Linked DNA regions of Homo sapiens: all the other regions are linked to region 1. A link is an interaction called in ENCODE POLR2A ChIA-PET data of the cell type or tissue named here. Cell type or tissue: IMR-90. All regions are shown on one strand. Links, peaks and the distances in the headings refer to the core of each region. The heading gives the core; the rest is flanking DNA. Region 1 overlaps PDE2A (phosphodiesterase 2A). Region 2 overlaps ARAP1 (ArfGAP with RhoGAP domain, ankyrin repeat and PH domain 1). Region 3 overlaps NUMA1 (nuclear mitotic apparatus protein 1).

Region 1 (5,000 bases), core at 1-5,000:
TGCCATGGCCGCTGCTCACCTTGGCTCAGGCTGGGCCAGAGGCCAATGTGTGTGTGTGTGTGTGTGTGTGTGTGTGTGTCTCAGGGACGCTGGTGGGATCAGATCACTTACACTTAACTCACCCAGTAGAACTCTGGTCTGGTCCTGCGGCAGGCTGGGTGCTGGAGCCGACTCTGCCTTCAGGGAGCTCTCAGTCTGGGGGAAGGCAGGGACACCCTCCCCACCACAGGCCAGATGAAATACTGTTGCCAGCAGGTGTTCTGGTGGCAAAGCCTGGAGCAGCAAGTGGTACCTCATCACAGAGAAAGCATTTGTGTGGGGCCTTGGGGCACAGGTAGGAGGTCCACAGGCAGGGAAGAAGGGAAAGGGGATTCTAGGCAGAGGAGGAATGTGAGCAAGGCAGGAAGGAGGCCGGGGGAAGGGGTGGTGTGCTGAGGGGAGAGTGTGGTCCTGGGGAAGCTGAAGTAGGGGTGCATGCTGTTGAGCAGGATGCTAGCCAGCTGGGCTCTGGCTGCCAGGAGTTTTCAACAACCGTCCCTTCACCTCCTCAAATACCCTGGGCAGGGAAGAACTCTTGAAAGGTGTTTAGATTATTCACATCTGCCTCTCCTCTAAGCCTGCACCTTCCCACTCATGTGTAAATGCACTTCCCTAGGATGCCCCCTCCCCAAGGCATACATGTCTGACAGATGCACCCTGGCTCACAGGATCTCACTGCCTCCCAGAGGTAGCACAGGCAGCCCCAGACTTCCCAGCTGCTGCCAGATCCTGAGGGCAGAGGGTGCAGAAGGAAGATGGAGAGCCACAGGGTCGGTTGATCTTTTGGGAAGGCCGAGTCACCAGCTCCTTCCTGGACAAGCCCCATTCCCCTCTCTCAGTCTCTGCTCTTAGTATTCATCCACTGATCCACCTACCCATCCACCCCCTCATCCATCAGTTGAACAACTATTTCTTGAGTACCCACTGTATGTCAGGCATGGAGTGCTAGGTGCTGGGAACACAGAAGTGACCAAGACAGATTAGACAGGCCCTGCCTTCACAGACCATATGGTCTGGAGGGTTGGTGGTGAGAAGCACTAAAGTGAGCATAACCCCAGCTACTTGGGAGTATTCCTTGAGCTCAGGAGTTTGAATCTGGCCTGGAGAATAGAGTGCGACTCCATCTCTAAAGACAATAAAAATAACAAAAATACTGCAAAACAAGTGAGCAAAATAAGGATAGGATCACACGTGATGGCAAGTGCTAGCAAGGAAACCCCTCGAGGGAGTCCTGCAAAGGAATGCTGGGGTCCAGTGGCGACGCCATCAGCGAGGGCTCTCTGAGGAATATGCTGGCCAGGTGCAGGGCTGTGTGGCTGACTTCTGGGCCTTTACAGCTCACTGCTCAAAGCACCTTGATTGCAAATTTTTTGTGTGGAAAGTCTTTGGCTCTGTTCCTTAATCCTGGGATAATAAGTCCCTTTGAGGAGTGGCAGCCCTTGGTCTCTGGCATTTGATGCCTGATTTGTGCCCACTCTTCCCCCAGCTGCACCAGCCACACCAGCTCCCTGCACGGGGATGGGGTGTTCATGCCATTAACCATTTTGAACTTGGTTAGGGTGGGGACCTGGGGGCTGTGCTGGGTTTTAACCCTCTCTTACAGCCACAGTGCCCAATGTTGAGTGTTCCCACTGGGTCCCAGACACTTGCCCTGATTAGCAAGAGCAGGTGTAAGTGTGTGTTCCTGTTGGCGAACAAAAAGCCATGAGTGTGTGGGGGTGATTGTGTGTGTTTGTGTATGGGGGCGCCAGGTGCATGTGCATGGCTTTTGGGTAAGTGAACTATTTCCTGTGTACAGGCATGAATGTGCCTGTGGGGATGCTGTGGACACTGTAAGGGTGGGTGTGTGGATGTCTTTGTGTCTGTGACTGCACCGTGTGTGTGTGTGTGTGTGTACCACCTCCATGGGAGATTGAGTGTAAGTGCATGTGTGTGAGGGCCTGACGTTCTTCATGAGAGTGTAGGTGTGTGTGTTTGTGCACATGCTGGGTGCAAGTAGGCCAAGGCAGCCCGAGAACTGGTTGCCCCCACAGCCTTAGAGGGGTCCCAGCCTTCTCTATTCTTGAGAGATGGGACCAGGTGGAAGGAACAAGAACCACGTCCTCCTCCATGTGCTAACAGTAAAATGCCAACATATTTATATAAGCCATATGCAAATGAACCATAGCCCCAGCTTCTCCTCCCTCCCGCCCCCGCTGTCCTGTAGGAGTCACAGATTGAGCCTCATCCAGAGCTTAAGTTTAAACACCATCCTTGACAGCCCAGGTCTCTTCCAGGTCTTCCTGCCTCCAATCTCCCTCCCTCAAATTCACCCTACACCCCACAGACAGTGGCCCTCAGATGCTAAAGTCTGCCATGGCTCCCCAGTACTCTCAGGCTAAAGTCTAACTTCTTAGCCTGGCACTCAAGGCCCTTCCTTCTGTGGTACCATGGACCACACCCCTACCTGGATCCTCATCTCCCCGCACCACCTACCGCCAGTGTCCTGGTCTCTTCAAGGTCTACTTGTCCTCCCCATGCCAATTCAGGAAGCCTTCCAAATGTCCTCCCCTCTGAGCTACCCACCTAGTTTTCTCTCTCCTTCCTCAGGTATGAGGCTCCACACCTCCTCCCAGTCATGTCTCCCCACTCGTCCCACCCCAGACAGACTGTGAGCTTCCCGAGAACCTGCTGGTCTCCTCCTCCCCATCTGCTCCTGGCAGGAGACCCAGAGCTGAGGCAGGCATTGGCTGCTGACTGGGGAGGGAGGAGGAAGGAGGAGCCCCCAGTGCAGGCGCTGTGGGGAGCTCTGCAGGTGGTGAGCAGCTTTGAGTAAGCTCCGGAAGCTAGTGACGCAGGTGGGGAGCCTTGCTGGCAGGGCCTGTAGTGGGTCCCTAGGCTGCCACCCTCCCTCCCCACCGTCTCTCATTTTCCTCGACAAGCACCCAAGTAGGAGTGGGGGAAGGGACTTCACAGAGTATGAAAGATGGGCTGAGTTCCCTGGTGACTGGCACAGGGAGCTTGGAGAGGGACAGGATGATGGGGGTGGTGGAGAGAGTGGATCTAGAGGGGGGAAGGTGTGGGCAGAGAACGGGAGGGAGTGGGTGGTGCTGTCTTCACTCTGCCACTTTCTGCTATGTGATTTTGGGCAAGTCACTCCACTTTTCTGGCCATGGCTTGCCTGCCAGGTGGAGGCTTGCATCACAGTGGTGAGAATCACATGTAAGGCAAAGCACTTCACGAACCCATTTATCCATTTATTCATTCACCCGTCCATCCTCACCATGGCAGGTGCATCATACTGAGCCCATTCCTTTATCCAAGACTTAGGGGCAGCTCAAACCCTAACTCAGACAGGATAGAGCCGGGAGGCTGAGGCTAATACCACCAATTCTAAAATCAGGACCTGCAGCGCTCCATAATCTGTGAGCTAAAAAGGGGTCTAAGGTCCCTCCATCCCCTGAACCATACACCCGGACTGTGCTCTTGATGAGACAGTGATTGAAAAGGCAGAGACAAAAAAGTTTCACGTCCTTAGGTTAGTCCTAGGAGACTTCCTACAGGAGGGATTTTCCTGGAGCTGTCTGAGTGGTCAGAAAGATGGGGTTATCACTGAGGCCCACAGACTGGAGTGTGTATGTGTTGGTGGGGACCAGTGTGTGCTGCGCATGGGGAGGGCACTCTGGCAGAGACAGACACTGAGAGAGGTCACAGCTAGTTCCCTTCTCCCATCCCTCCAGGTGCACTGTGGCCAGCTGAGTGATAATGAGGAATGGAGCCTGCAGGCGGTGGAGAAGCATGTGAGTGGGAGTGGGGCCATGTGCAATGAGGCTGAAGACCCTTATCACAGCTGGTGGGAAGATGGCCTGGCCAGGGAGCTGGACAGACCTGGGTTTCAGCTTCGGCTTTGCTGCTTTTGAGCTGTGTGACCTTGAGCAAGTCACTAAACGTCTCTGGGCCTCAGTTTCACACCTGAAAATGGGGATAATGATAGCACCGACTGACCTAGGGCAGTGGTGAAACAAAACTGGTCAAATATCTTGTAAATACACACGGTTGCCAACTTACAATTTTCGACTTTTTGATGGATTTATGGGGAAGCAACCCTATCCTAAGTCCAGGAGCATCTGTACTTAGAAAGAACCCTCCACATAATGATACTGAGGCTCTTTCATGCCTGAGACTTTATGATTTTGTGACTTTAACAAGGACTTACGACTTCCTGAGGGGGCTGGAGACAGAAATCTGACATCTTGTCTTGGAAGAATCTAGGGGCTAGGGATGGAGATAGACCCTGTACCCTCCTGTTCCTGGACCGCCGGACGCTCCAGGGGCTGTGGGAGCCCCCGGGGGAGCCCTCAGGAAGGTAGAGTCCAGGGATGAGGTGTTTGGGACGGCGGCGGGGTCCCTGGGCCCGGCAGGCAGAGGGAACGGCGGGAGCAAAGGCAGGAATCCCGCTGCAGCAAGCGCAGCGAGCTTGGGGCGAGCGGCGCGCTAACCGCTCGGCCTGCCCCAGACCCTGGTCGCCCTGCGGAGGGTGCAGGTCCTGCAGCAGCGCGGGCCCAGGGAGGCTCCCCGAGCCGTCCAGAACCCCCCGGAGGGGACGGCGGAAGACCAGAAGGGCGGGGCGGCGTACACCGACCGCGACCGCAAGATCCTCCAACTGTGCGGTGAGGGCCCGGCCTGGACAGGTCACGAGGGCGGGGCCGGGCAGAACTTGGAGGGGAGGTGGGCGGGTTAGGCGATCCCGGGAGCCGGCGGCGGGCCCGGCGCGGAGCTGAGCGGCGCCTGAGGGACCCGGACACGGAGGTGCGGAGGGGCCCTCTCTCTGACCGGCGCCTGGCCCTTGCAGGGGAACTCTACGACCTGGATGCCTCTTCCCTGCAGCTCAAAGTGCTCCAATACGTGAGTCCCTGCGCCCCTGCCGGCCACCTCCCCGTCCTGTCTCCCTCCGGGGACCAACTTCCCCTTGAGCCCTCCAT
Region 2 (5,000 bases), core at 1-5,000, 110 kb before region 1:
GCCTGGGCGCTGGCGTCTCCAAGGTGCGGAGCCTGAAGATGGACAGGAAGGTGTGGACAGAAACACTTATCGAGGTGGGGATGCCCCTGCTTGCCACCGATACTTGGGGTCTGCCCCATTCAACAGCTGTCTGGGTCTCCCAGCCCCCTCCCTATCTCAGTGACCACAGCACCTTGGAGCTGGAAGAGACCCTTTGTGATAATCTAGTGGGTGGGGATTTCGGAAAAGCAATTTTTGGCAAAGTCAGCAAACTGGCCAGTGAGCTAAGAATGTTTTTATAGTTGTAAAGTGTTATTTTTTTTTAAAGAAAAAAAAAGGAAGAAAATGCAGCAGAGACTGTATGTGTTCTGTAAAGCCGAAAATAATTACTATTTCGCCCTTTAGAGAAAGAATTTGCTAACTTCTGATCTAATTTCACTGTCATCCATTGAATAGATGTGTAAACTGAGGTCCTGGGCAGGGCTGTAATCTGCCTGAGATTACCCTGTAAATGCATATTGACCACCATCCCTGCCTCTTTCCATCCCACTTCTGGCTGACCCAGGGCCTTCTCCCCTACCTTGCACAGCCCCTCAGAGGCCCTCAGCCTCCATTTCATGTGAACTCACATGTACCAGTGGGTATATATATGTGTGCTGTGTGTGCACACACGTGTACATTTATGCCCCTGTACTGGAAACTCCCAGGTACCCATATGTGGTAGATATAGGGGAGAACCTGCAATGGGAGGGTAGACCCAGGCTGCAGACTCCAGACACTTGGAGTGTCACATCCGTTTCTCACCTCCCCACGGTGTGTTTGGCACATAAGTGCTAAGGACTTTGCATATGTTAATTAACTGACTTTCAGAACAAGCCAGGAGTTAGGATTAGAATAACCAGTTTACAGCCTTGAAGCCCAGGGAGAGAAAATAACTTGCTGGAAGACACAGAGTGAATCAGTAGTGGCAAGGACTTTTCTGCTTTGTTCTGTGCTGTGACTCCAGCACCCCATACAGGACCTGACAAGGAGGCAAGGTGGGGGGCCTAGGAAATGGCTGTGGAATGAGGAGCCGAATGAAGGAACTGATTACCAAATGCTGGATCCCTGCACTCACCCAGAATCCACCCCCATCCCTCTTGCCCAGAGAGGAATGTCAGGGATAGGAGAGGTTTCCAAAATCCCTGCCCACCCCATTGGCTGACAGGTTAGGCACCCATCCCCAGCTGTCACAGCCTCAGGAATGCAGAGCTCCAGATGTGGAACTGGGTGGGGCAGCAGCAAGGCCCCTGGGACCAGGTGCAAGGCCTGAGGCATCCACCTGTCAGTCTGCTGACTCCCTGTCCTGTCACTGAGCCTGAGACCTAGGCTCAGAGCCCAGTGCTGGTGGCAGGAGCATCCCCAGCCACCAGCAGGCCAGGCTGTCCTCACCTTCCCCATTGGGAAAGTGGGCAGATGGCCTGGCTCTCCCAGCCCCTTTCCTAACAACCTCAGAAACCAAGTTTCTGCCCGGCACGGCCCCTGGCTGTCAGCTGGCCCGTCTGACCTCCTGCACACCCCCACAGCTCTTCTTACAGCTGGGGAATGGCGCTGGGAACCGCTTCTGGGCAGCCAACGTGCCCCCCAGTGAGGCCCTGCAGCCCAGCAGCAGCCCCAGCACCCGGCGGTGCCACCTGGAGGCCAAGTACCGTGAGGGCAAGTACCGCCGCTACCACCCGCTCTTTGGCAACCAGGAGGAGCTGGACAAGGTCAGGGCACTGCAGCTCTGGGGCCCCTTGGGACCACCCCCGTCTTTCTGCTGCCCTGTTCCTCATGCTGTCTTAACCCATCTCATCTACCAGCTCAGGGAGATGTCTTGGCATATGGGGAAACTGATGTTTGGAGGGCAGAAGGGCCCTGCCTAAGCCATGTGAAAAGTTCTGGCCATGCAGGGAGGAGCCAGGCCTGACCCTTGGGCCAAGGGCACATCCCCAGCATCTGTCTGTCTCTCTCCCAATTCCTCAGTCTCCTGCACCCCGTCCGGTTGCTTCTGAATCCTGCCAAAAAGAGTGAACTTGATGGGGATGCTATTTCCTGTCAGGCTCATGAAAAACAGCTGGGCTGCTCTGACCCATCCCCATCCACACCCCACTCAAGATGAGGCCCCGCATGGGCCCCAGGCCCTGACAGGCTGGGAGCCAAGTCTTAGGCCCTGATCTGGCTCTGCCTGAGTGGGAGGCAGCCAGCTCCGAGGCAGGGGTATGCCATTTGTGACCTCTGGTTGGCCTTCAGCCCCTCCCCCAAACCGCCCCTCCCAGGCAGACTCAGTCCAGCTAGAAGCCCGGTGGGAGTCAGGCCTCCACCTCCCAGGGACCCAGGCGTCCTGCTCCCAGCCCAACCCAGTCTAGCCTGCAAGCCAGGAGGGCGGCAACTCCCATTGGTTGGGAGGGCTGGGCAGGCGGTGAGGAATTCAAATGTGGGAGGAATTAGCTACAAAGCACACCCCCCCCCCGGCTCCTCCACAAGGCAGAAGGAGCTTGAGATCCTCTGGAGGCTCTGGCTGACTGGGCAGCTGTGTCCAGGCAGCCAGCAGGGGTGAGGCCCCGGGCAGCTGGGATCCCCTGGCCTCTGCTAGGCAGCCCCTGCTCACCCCTCCTCCCCTTGGCCTCTCTCTTCCCTCTCCTTCTCTCTTTCTTCCTTCCTATTCTCTCTTTCAGTCTGAGGATGGACTGCTCCAGGCCTGGGTGACTCCTTCCTTTTCTTTCCTCTCCTCCCCCGTAGCCCCTTTCCTTGTGGGCCCCCTACTCCTTCTTGGGCTGACCCTCCCCTGCCTCTTCCTAGGCCCTGTGTGCTGCAGTCACCACCACAGACCTGGCTGAGACCCAGGCGCTCCTGGGCTGTGGGGCTGGGATCAACTGCTTCTCGGGGGACCCTGAGGCCCCCACGCCCCTGGCTCTTGCAGAGCAGGCGGGGCAGACGCTGCAGATGGAATTCCTTCGGAACAACCGGACCACAGGTGAGCGTGGCAGAGGGTGGGGGTCCACCAGGCTGTGCAGTGCCTGGTGGGGTTTGATTTACCTGCTGCTCTCAGGCCGTGATCGCAGCTCCTCAAGGGCCTGTGATAAATCATGTGTGAGCTGGGGTGTGCTTGGGTTTGCATGTCAGTGTGTATTTGTACTACGTATGCATGTTCCTCTGTGTCTGTGTCTCTGTGACTGTTGATGACTTCCCTGACTTGCAGTGTGGGCCCCTCAGGATGGCTGGCAGCTGTGCTGGTGTTTGTGCGCCTCTGAGCCCCCCGGATTTGTGTTTCTGGGGATGCTGAGAGCTTTGGAGTACATGCGTGTGCAGAGTGTGTCTGTGTTGCTGCGTGAGGGGTGCTGAGTTACATTTCTCCATGGGTGGGTCACCCACCTAGGCAGCCCTGTCTACTGCCCTGCTTGGGTGGAGCTCAATCCTGAACTTGGTTTGGGTACCATTGGCTCCCTCTTGGGGTGGGTGAGGAGGGGTCAGTGGGCTGAGCAGCACAGCTCGTGGCCCAGGCCTGGACTCTGGGGCCACATCCCAGGACTGAGGGTGGAGCTCAATGGCTGGGGCTCTGGGCTCAGGGCCATGGGTGGGCGGGGCACACTGGGCTGGAGAGAGCCCAGGTGTCCAGGGAGACACAGGAGACCACCCAACTGGCTTGGGCTTGGGGACAGATCACCGCCCCCCCACGGCGCTGACCGTGGGGAACAGGGCTGTAGTCAGGCTGCCACCTTGAGCTTCCCGCTGTCTGGGACAATCCTCTTTCCAGGGATTATTATTGAGTTTGCCCAATGCCCCCCTCATGCCAGTGTGCCTGGCCTATGCCTCCAACCTGGAGAGTGGGGTGGGGCAGGAATCAGGGAGGCTTCCTGGAAGGGGAGGTGCTGGAACTGGGCCTTGGGAGTGGAGTGAATTTCCACAAGTGGGGAGAGGTGGAGAAACAGCCTGGACAAGACCCTGCAGGTAGGAGGGGGAGCTTGAGGCTGCCAGTTAGGGAGCTGGGGCTGATGATTCGAAAGTGAGCCTGAATGCCCAGGCCAGGTGGGAGTGAGGTGGGGACACCCTCTTGGGTGGCCAGCATGACCTGCCATCCTTTCCCCGCCTACAAAGAGGTGCCTCGGCTGGACTCGATGAAGCCCCTGGAAAAGCACTACTCAGTTGTCCTGCCGACCGTGAGCCACAGTGGCTTCCTCTACAAGACTGCCTCTGCCGGCAAGCTGCTACAGGACCGCCGGGCCCGGGAAGGTGGGTGCCACCCCAGACTCTGCTTTAGCCCATGGCATCTGGTCACGGCTGCAGGGCTAGGGAAGCCAGGGCTGGCCAGACTGGTGGACTCTGGCAGAGTCACCCTAGAGGGCTTCCTGGATATAGTCTGTGGTACACAGTAGGTACTTCCTAAATGATCCTGGTGGGAGTGGGGGTAGTGCATGACACTGCAGAGCAGGTCAGTGCCAGAGTTTCTTTGGACTAAATGAGCCTTTATTGAGCCCCTACTGGATATGGGCTCTGCTGAGCATCTGGTAGTAAGAGCCTGTGGCTGGTAGGGAGTTTGAGGACTGAACGAAAGCCCTATCCATCTGATCTCAGCCTTCCATTCACTCCCCAACTCAGAAGAAAATCCACAAGAGCCCGCACAGTTGGCCACCACCCCCATTACCTCTCTGAACCACCCCCCTAATCACTCTGCCGGTCTCCTCACTGTTTCTCAGACACGTCGTCACCTACCAGGATCTTTGCCTGTGCTGTTCCCTCTGCCTGAAATGCATTCCCCCAGGTATCTGCATGGCCAGTCCCTCACTTCCGTCAGGTCTCTGTTTCAGTATCACTCCTGCAGAGATGTCATCTCTGACTACCTTATGCAAAATAGCACCCCCCATCTCTCCCTTTACCCTTTTGAGATGGAGTTTCGCTCTTGTTGCCCAGGCTGGAGTGCAATGGCGCGATCTTGGCTCACCGCAACCTCTGCCTCCCGGGTTCAAGCAATTCTCCTGCCTCAGCCTCCCGAGTAGCTGGGA
Region 3 (8,020 bases), core at 1,281-6,280, 530 kb after region 1:
GGGGCCTCCTGAGGAAGAAGTTTTCTGGCTTAAAGACTGAAATCCTAACAGGGCAGGGCCTTCACAGTGCTGACCAAGTGTGGGTGTGGCTTGGCAGTCTTGCCACAGAAGGCCAGAATTTCTGCCCCAGTGACTCTTCCTGCTCTGCCACTGACTCACCCCGTTGACCTGGCCTGCATGGCTTCCCTTCTGCTTGCTGTCTGATCCACAGAACGCTGGGGTTGCCCAGGATAATGTGAGGCTGAGCTCACTAAGAGTGGGTGGGTTAGGGGAATGAATAATCATTCCTGTCCCTTTGCCCCTTCCCTAGGTGGAAACTAATTCTAAGCCAGACTGCTGGAGATCACCCTGTTCTAGTGTGTGGAGGCTTCCACCAGGAGGTAAGTCAAAATGGTTTCTGCCCTCTAGTTTTTCATAGGTCAGCTTTGTCCTGAGCAGGATCTCTACCATTTACTTTTTCCCTGACCCAGATTCTTCAAAGTGATTGTCTTTGTCTTTCAATTATTTGAGGCAAACAGGTTACTGTAGGAGGAGAGCAGAGAGGTTTAATAAAGATATTTTTCTAACTGTGGGAGGGTGGTGTCCAGAGGTTTTCATTGGCCCTTGCTCTGAGGTAGATTGCCCAGAACTCTTGTGAGCCAGACACTAAACATTGGCCATTGAGGCCACTGCAGAGAAGTCCTGGTTTTTAAGCCATCATTTCTCTGCTACTGGGTTTCAGAACCATTCTTGGTGTGCTTTAGTGTCCCAAGTTATTTCTGTCCCTTTTGATCAGGGGAGTGAAGGAAGTGAGAAGCAGGGGAGGAGGAGCTGTATACATAAGTATGTGTGGGTGCATTATGCTGGGAGTTTGGGTGTCTGGGTTTCTCATCCTGACTGTTGCTAACCAGATGTGTGACCAGGGACAAATTGCCTAACCTCAATGGACTGAACTTTTCTCATATGTAAAAAGGGACAGTTAGGATTATATGATCTTGAAGATTTCTTCCAGGGCCAAAATTTATCATTATATAATGTGTAATTATAAAGTGATATAATAGTTGAACAAATGTGACAGATATTGTACATGTCTTGCCCCCTTGATTGTAATTATGGGGCAATTAGAATGTTTTTAAGTTTGACCCCTTCAAAGTAATTGTGTTCTCAGCCTTTAGATTTCCTTTGGTGATGGTGTCATTGCCTCAGACTGCCTCTGAGCCAATCTTTTGAATATCCTCAGAGGTAGCAAATCTTTACTCTTAGCTTGGTGGATTCAATTTTTAGAAACAGCCAGAAGATGCCGTGAGCCAAAGATTCATGCAAGGCAATACCTTTTTTGGTGAAGGATGAGGTGTGACTATAAAACAGTAACACCGAATTTTTCTGTTTGTCTCACATGGAGTAGACTTTAAAGGCAGCTCCCAAAGAAGTGTTTTGTTAGAATAAGTAAATAACTTCCTAAGGAGAGTATTTTGATTGCAGTTTTCATTTGATTTAATAAGATTAGAAATGTCTGCTGGAAAACAAGTCACTTTCCTTTATAGTGACTGTGCATATGCTTGCTTATAGGTTGGGGTGACTAGATAATGGAGAAAACTGGCCTTTCTTTTCTTTTTTTTTTCCAGACAGGGTCTCTCTCTGTCACCCAGACTGGAGTGCAATGGCGGGATCTCAGCTCACTGCAACCTCCACCTCTCGGGTTCAAGCGATTCTCCTGCCTCAGCCTCCCTAGTAGCTATGATTACAGGCATGTGCCACCATGCCCAGCTAATTTTTTGTATTTTTAGTAGAGACAGGGTTTCACCATGTTGGTCAGGCTGGTCTTGAACTCCTGACCTCAAGCGATCCACCCGCCTTGGCCGCCCAAAGTGCTAGGATTACAGGCGTGAGCCACCGCGCCCTGCCAAAAACTGGTCTTTCTCCTGGTACTCCTCCCAAATCACAAGTGTGTTGAGGGCTGAAACACAAGTGTGTTGAGGGAACAAGTGTGTTTCAACATGTTGCTCTATAGGAAACTGCAGCTGAGGAGCCATTGCAGTCCCATCTCCAGAAGACCCCCAGAAAGAGTTGGAAGAGTTCTTCAGGCTGTGGCAGCCACTGCCCACCAACACACCCAAATCAATCAAGATGAATCCCAGGTGGTGAGGCTGAAGCAGATGGTTTGGTAGCTCCAGTCTTTTTTTAGGCAGAAATGATGTATTAAATCACTACATTGATTTTTTTGTTGTTGTTAGCAGTTGTGGGTTTGAAAAAAGGTAGGCAGGAAGATGGTGAAGGGGTCAAGCCTAGGGGCTGTTATCTTGAATATATGCAAATTAAGCTGATTATATTGTAGTGCCCTGTAACCTGTTCCTGGAAACAGTGGTCTTGAAAACTCATCAGTTAAATGAGGTGTTAGACAGCCTGGTCAAAAGATTCTGTGACTAAGTTACTGTATAATCATTTGCAATTCTCTTTCTTACTCTAAACATTGTTTTCCTCATTTTTATATTGAAAGAGTTAAGAGATGCTAAAAATTCTAGATCTGAAAATTGGATAAGCCTAAGAAGGTTTGAGGTAGGGAAATGTCTATTCTAAGCTGTTTGACTACTGGACTTGGGGTAGGAGTGGAATTTCTTTTTTACTTCCTAAATTATAGTTACTTTACTCTCTACTTATAGTCACAGCTGGGTGATCAGACATTAAGTAGCTATTTAATGAGAAGCAGGCACTGGAAGCTTGCTCCAGAAAAACAATCACAGGACATGTTGGTCCTGAGAGAAGTCATTCCTTGGTAGGACCTATTGTTTGAAGGAGGTGGGGGTGAATTTCATCAAAATGGACAGTGTGGATATTGTGATTCAGAGGATTGAGAGACTTTGTTTCCTGCTGTTATTAATTTCAAGCCTTTTTTAAAGGGATTCTCCTAGTGATTGGTACAGTGGGATTCATTTAGAGAAAAAGCCTTGTGTACCAGTTGGAAGTTAATGCCCAAGAGCAGGGCCAGTTGCTGGAGGACAAAGTGGCCTAATTAGTTGCTTTTCAATACTTAGATCCTACAGGCTACCCCAAAGATAAAATAGGCTACTTTGTAGCTCAGATCTTCCAGCCTAGTGCCTAGCAAGCTCACTAAGAAGAGGAGGTGACCTGTAGAATCCACACCTCTTAATCTCCCTATTTCTCTTCTTTCCCTCATTGCCCTTTAGTTTTAATTAGGATTGTGTAAACATAGTCATCTTGCCAGTCCTCTTAAAGTGGCAGGCCCTTGGCATTTTCTGCTGGTCACTCATGCTATATGTATAACTTGCAATTAGAGGGACTAGCTTTGACAATTTGCCATCCCTGGCTGTACCACTGAAAGAATTCAGATAAGGGCCAATTGGCTGTCATTTACTCAGGCAGCATATTTAGTACCTACTGTGTGCAAGCAGTGTGCTGGAGTGGAAATGATTTTAAAATGGTTTCTGCCCTCCAGGAGTTTAGTAAAATGAAACAAGTATTACAGCTAGCATCCACCCAGGGAGGATTGTAATTAAGTTTGTAGAGGAACAAGCAATATGGGAGCACATAGAGGAAAGAACAATTGTTCCTGATGGTGGGGGCGATAAGGAGAGTTTGGGAGAAGGCATTTGAGCCAGGTTGTAAAGGAAGAATAGGAGTTCAGTAGGTTTAGGAGACAGGGCATTTAATGGAGGTCACACCATGGGCAAAGGCACACAGCTTGGAAAATGCCTGGCATGTATGGGGAAAATGTGCCTGAGGTAGAGGATATTTTAGGGAATGAACTGAAGATGAGGCTGGGAAGGAAATTTGAGGGTTGGATCTTAGAGAACCTTAAGCGTTATGCTAAGAAATTTGGATTTTATTCTTCATGTAATTAGCTGTTAAGTGTTTTTGATTTACAGACTAACATGACCCAATCTATGTTATTTAGGTCCTGTCTATTCTTTTTTTTTTTTTTTCTTGAGCAGAGTTTCGCTCTTGTTGCCCAGGCTATAGGCGTGATCTCGGCTCACCGCAACCCCCGCCTCCTGGGTTCAAGCGATTCTCCTGCCTCAGCCTCCCGAGTAGCTGGGAATACAGGCATGTGCCACCACGCCCGGCTAATTTTTGTATTTTTAGTAGAGATGGGGTTTCTCCATGTTGGTCAGGCTGGTCTCAAACTCCTGACCTCAGGTAATCCGCCCACCTCGGCCTCCCAAAGTGCTGGGATTACAGGCATGAGCCACCACGCCCGGCCCGGTCTTGTCTATTCTTAAGTGTAAAGTCTTAGAGGTTAGGTTGAGAGAAGGTGGTGGTCCTGGTTCTTACAGTACAGTATTAAGTTTGTCAGGCATCTCATGTTTGAGAACTTGATTCCTCAGTTATATTTACTAAAACAACTCCAAAAGCAAGAAGGCAGGAAGTGGTCAGAGCTGTGTCCCTTTAAACTGAGCTCACTGACCCACCAAAGATGATTTTCTTAGGCATATACATTATGAACAGTCTTCTTGCTAGTGGGTTGCTTACTACTGATAATCCTTTGTGGATAAAATTTCACACAAGGAGCAGGCTTTTCATTATAGGGCAGAAACCAAAAACATTTTTTAAGCCTGATTGAAAAATAGTATATATTCATTCTAGGATATGTGAAAAACGCAGAGAAGTATAAGGAAGAAAACTGAAATCACCCGTAATCCCACTATCTGGAGAAAACTACTGTTCTTATTTTAGCCTATTTTCTTTCAGTATTTTGTGCTTGTATATTTCTGGTTTTGCAATTTCCAGATCATATATTACCTAAAATTTTATATTCTGCTTTTTTCCCCATTTACCATTTTTTCATTATATAAATTTATATATACTCTTCATAAATATTTGTAGTGGCTGCATAATAGTCTATCATATAGGATTTTTATATGCTTTCAGGTTTTTTCAAATAATAATGGAATTTTTTTCAAATCATTTTTGTAATAGATATAACAAATAAGTCCCCAAATAAGTCTTTACCCTAATTCTGCCCTGCAGAAGTAACCATTATTTATTAATAGTTTTCTGTGTATCTTTATATGAACATTATTATGCATAAGTTTTTGTCTACGTTTTTGGTTATTTTCTTATGATACATATCTACAAATAGATTACTAGATTAAACAATATGAAAGTAATTTTTTCCTAATTGTATATGATGGTACTATTTAGAAAACATGAAAAATAATGTGTTAAGGGGGAAAGTAAAAGGCACCCATAATTCCACAACTCAGAAATGAACATTATTTGGTATACTTCCTTACACGTATACATACACATATACAAACTCACAAGTATGTGGGGAGAGGGATAAATATGTATATGATATATCTATCTGTCTATAAATATTTGTATATATAGTTTCAAAAATGGGGCCATACCATAATAGTTTTATCCTGCCTTTTTTTTGTTTGTTTGTTTTGAGACAGGGTCTCACTCTCTCACCCAGGCTTCAGTGCAGTGGTACGATCACAGCTCACTGCAGCCTCAACCTTCTGGGCTCAAGCAATCCTCCTACCTCAGCCTCCCAAATAGCTAGGACTACAGGTGCATGCCACCATGCCCGGCTAATTTTTGTATTTTTTGTAGAGGCAGGGTTTCACCATGTTGCCCAGGCTGGTCTTGAACTCCTGAGCCCAAGCGATTCACCTGCCTTGGCCTCCCAAAGGGCTGGGATTACAGGCATATGCCACTGCACCCAGCCTATATCCTGCTTTTAAAATTCAACATTTCTTGAGTATTTCCCCATGTCATTAAAATTATTTAAAACTTTTTTTTTTTTCCCCAGAGACGGGGCCTTGCTCTGTCACTCAGGCTGGAGTGCAGTGGTACAGTTGCAATCCTAGCTCACTGCAGCCTTGACCTCCTGGGCTCAAGTGATCTTCCCGCTTTAGCTTCCCAAGTAGCTGAACTACAGGCGCATGCCATCATGCCCAGCTATTTTTTTTATTTTTATTTTTTGTAGAAGTGGAGTCTACTATGTTGCCCAGGCTGGTCTTGAACTCCTGGGCTTAAGCAATCATCCCACCTCAGCCTTCCAAAGTGCTGGAATTATAGACGTGAGCCACTGTACCCAGCCAAACTTATTTAAAACATTTTAAGTGACTGCATAAGATTTCATCATATGTATATTCTTGCCATAATTTAAGTTATTGTTAGATATTTAGTTTTCCTTCAGTTTTTCAGAATGATAAATAATTCTATTAATGTCCATATATCTTTGTATTTCAGATTATTTCCTAAACTTTTATTTCTGTGATTGGAATTATTTGATGAAAGAACATGAGATTTTTTTTTTTTTAATTCTTTTTGTTTCTTTTTTTTTTTTTTTTGACACAAGATCTCACTCTGTTGCCCAGGCTAGAGTGCAGTGGTATGATCACAGCTTATTATGGCTTCAGCCTCCCAGGCTCAGACTCAAGTGATCCTCCCACCTTAGCCTCCTGAGTAGCTGGGACTATAGGTGTATGCCACCACACCTGGCTAATTTTTAAATTTTTTGTAGAGACATGGTCTCACTGTGTTGCCCAGGCTGGTCTTGAACTCCTGGGCTCAAGCAATCCTCCTACCTTGGCCTCCCAAAGTGCTGGGATGACAGGCTTCAACCATTGTACCCAGCCAGCTTTTTTTTTTTTTTTTTTTTTTTGAGTTTTGGTAAGATGTATGTAACAAAATTTACTATCTTAGGCTGGGTGCAGTGGCTCACACCCATCATCCTAGCACCAGCACTTTGGGAGGCTGAGGCGAGAAGATTGCTGGTCTTGAACTCCTGACTTCAAGAGATCATCCTGCCTCGGCCTCTCAAAGTGCAGGTGTGAGCCACCATACCCAGCCAAATATGAACATTTTTGTTTCTTTGTTTCTTTGTTTTGAGACAGGGTCTCACTCTGTCACCCAGGCTAGAGTGCAGTGGTATGATCACAGCTCACCACAGCCTCAACCTTTCAGGGTTCAAGTGATCCTCTCACATCAGCCTCCCGAGTAACTGGGACCACAGGTGTGCACCACCATGCCTGGCTAATTTTTTATTTTTTGTAGAGATGAGGTCTCACTATGTTGCCCAGGCTGGTCTTGAACTCCTGGGCTCAAGCAATCCTTTCACCTCAGCCTCCCAAAGTGCTGGGATTTTGGGCATGTGCCACCACCACACCTGGCCCAAATATCAAGGTTTTGTTTTGTTTTTGAGATGGAGTTTCGCTCTTGTTGCCCAGGCTGGAGTGCAATGGCACAATCTCAGCTCACTGCAACCTCCACCTGTTCCAGGTTCAAGTGATTCTCCTGCCTCAGCCTCCCGAGTAGCTAGGATGACAGGCATGTGCCACCACGCCCAGCTAATTTTGTATTTTTTTAAGACGGGTTTCTCCATGTTGGTCAGGCTGGTTTCAAACTCTTGACCTCAGGTGATCCGCCCACCTTGGCCTCCCAAAGTGCTAGGATTATAGGCATTAATTTTGATTTGTATTGCCAAATTCCTATCCAGAGAACCACTTAATACCTGCTTATTTGTGTAAGAAAATGCACTGTTCTTTGTTTGTTTTTTGAGACGAAGTCTCACTCTTGTCCCCCAGTCTGGAGTGCAATGGCACGATCTCGGCTCACTGCAACCTCCACCTCCCAGGTTCAAGCGATTCTCCTGCCTCAGCCTCCCAAGTAGCTGGGATTACAGGTGCGTACCACCACACCCAGCTACTTTTTTGTATTTTAAGTAGAGATGGGGTTTCACCATGTTGGCCAGGCTGGTCTCAAACTCCTGACCTCAGGTGATCTGCTCGCCTTGGCCTCCCAAAGTGCTGGGATTACAGGAGTGAGCCACCGCGCCTGGCCTAAAATGCACTGTTCTTTGATTATTAATTTCTCATTCAAAATTCTAGATTAAGTTAAATTTCGTGGAGAGTATGATAGCTTTTTTTTTTTAACCATTATTTTGTAAAACCAAAATTTGGGAGAGAATGCGAGGAGAAATTAAAAAGATCACTGATATTACCTAAATGACCCTATTACTTAAAATGACCTTTTGAAGTAAGAGGAAATGAAACAAGTTACACTGAGTTCC

Evidence for each region. ChIA-PET counts read pairs that join two places held together with the same protein. Peaks named below come from ENCODE experiments on the same cell type or tissue, not always from the same donor. Only the 100,000 strongest peaks of a DNase experiment are listed, where the experiment ranks them.
Region 2: POLR2A ChIA-PET joins it to region 1 with 5 read pairs; 2 of 35 experiments call an interaction of 5 or more read pairs at or near these places.
Region 3: POLR2A ChIA-PET joins it to region 1 with 5 read pairs; 2 of 35 experiments call an interaction of 5 or more read pairs at or near these places.

The regions. Positions count from the first base shown.
Region 1 is chr11:72,590,115-72,595,114 of GRCh38, reverse strand. PDE2A (phosphodiesterase 2A) reads left to right here. Exons shown (of 31, transcript NM_002599.5): 7 at 3,759-3,818; 8 at 4,535-4,688; 9 at 4,871-4,923. Among named protein-coding and RNA genes, the nearest start is that of PDE2A-AS2, 8.0 kb to the right of the region's middle. In IMR-90, for the core only: no CTCF peak of the experiment used is centred there; no DNase peak of the experiment used is centred there; H3K27me3 peaks cover 5,000 bases.
Region 2 is chr11:72,700,879-72,705,878 of GRCh38, reverse strand. It overlaps ARAP1 (ArfGAP with RhoGAP domain, ankyrin repeat and PH domain 1), which reads left to right. Exons shown (of 35, transcript NM_001040118.3): 13 at 1-74; 14 at 1,545-1,727; 15 at 2,800-2,974; 16 at 4,096-4,230. It overlaps ARAP1-AS2 (ARAP1 antisense RNA 2), which reads right to left. Exons shown (of 2, transcript NR_146780.1): 2 at 272-2,015. Among named protein-coding and RNA genes, the nearest start is that of ARAP1-AS2, 2.9 kb to the right of the region's middle. RefSeq lists an enhancer at 992-1,828 and a silencer at 4,760-4,859. In IMR-90, for the core only: a CTCF peak has its summit at 1,659 (motif pointing left); a DNase peak (open chromatin) is centred at 2,468; H3K27ac peaks cover 1,028 bases.
Region 3 is chr11:72,062,202-72,070,221 of GRCh38, reverse strand. It overlaps NUMA1 (nuclear mitotic apparatus protein 1), which reads left to right. Exons shown (of 27, transcript NM_006185.4): 2 at 311-380. Among named protein-coding and RNA genes, the nearest start is that of MIR3165, 6.1 kb to the left of the region's middle. In IMR-90, for the core only: no CTCF peak of the experiment used is centred there; no DNase peak of the experiment used is centred there; H3K27ac peaks cover 319 bases.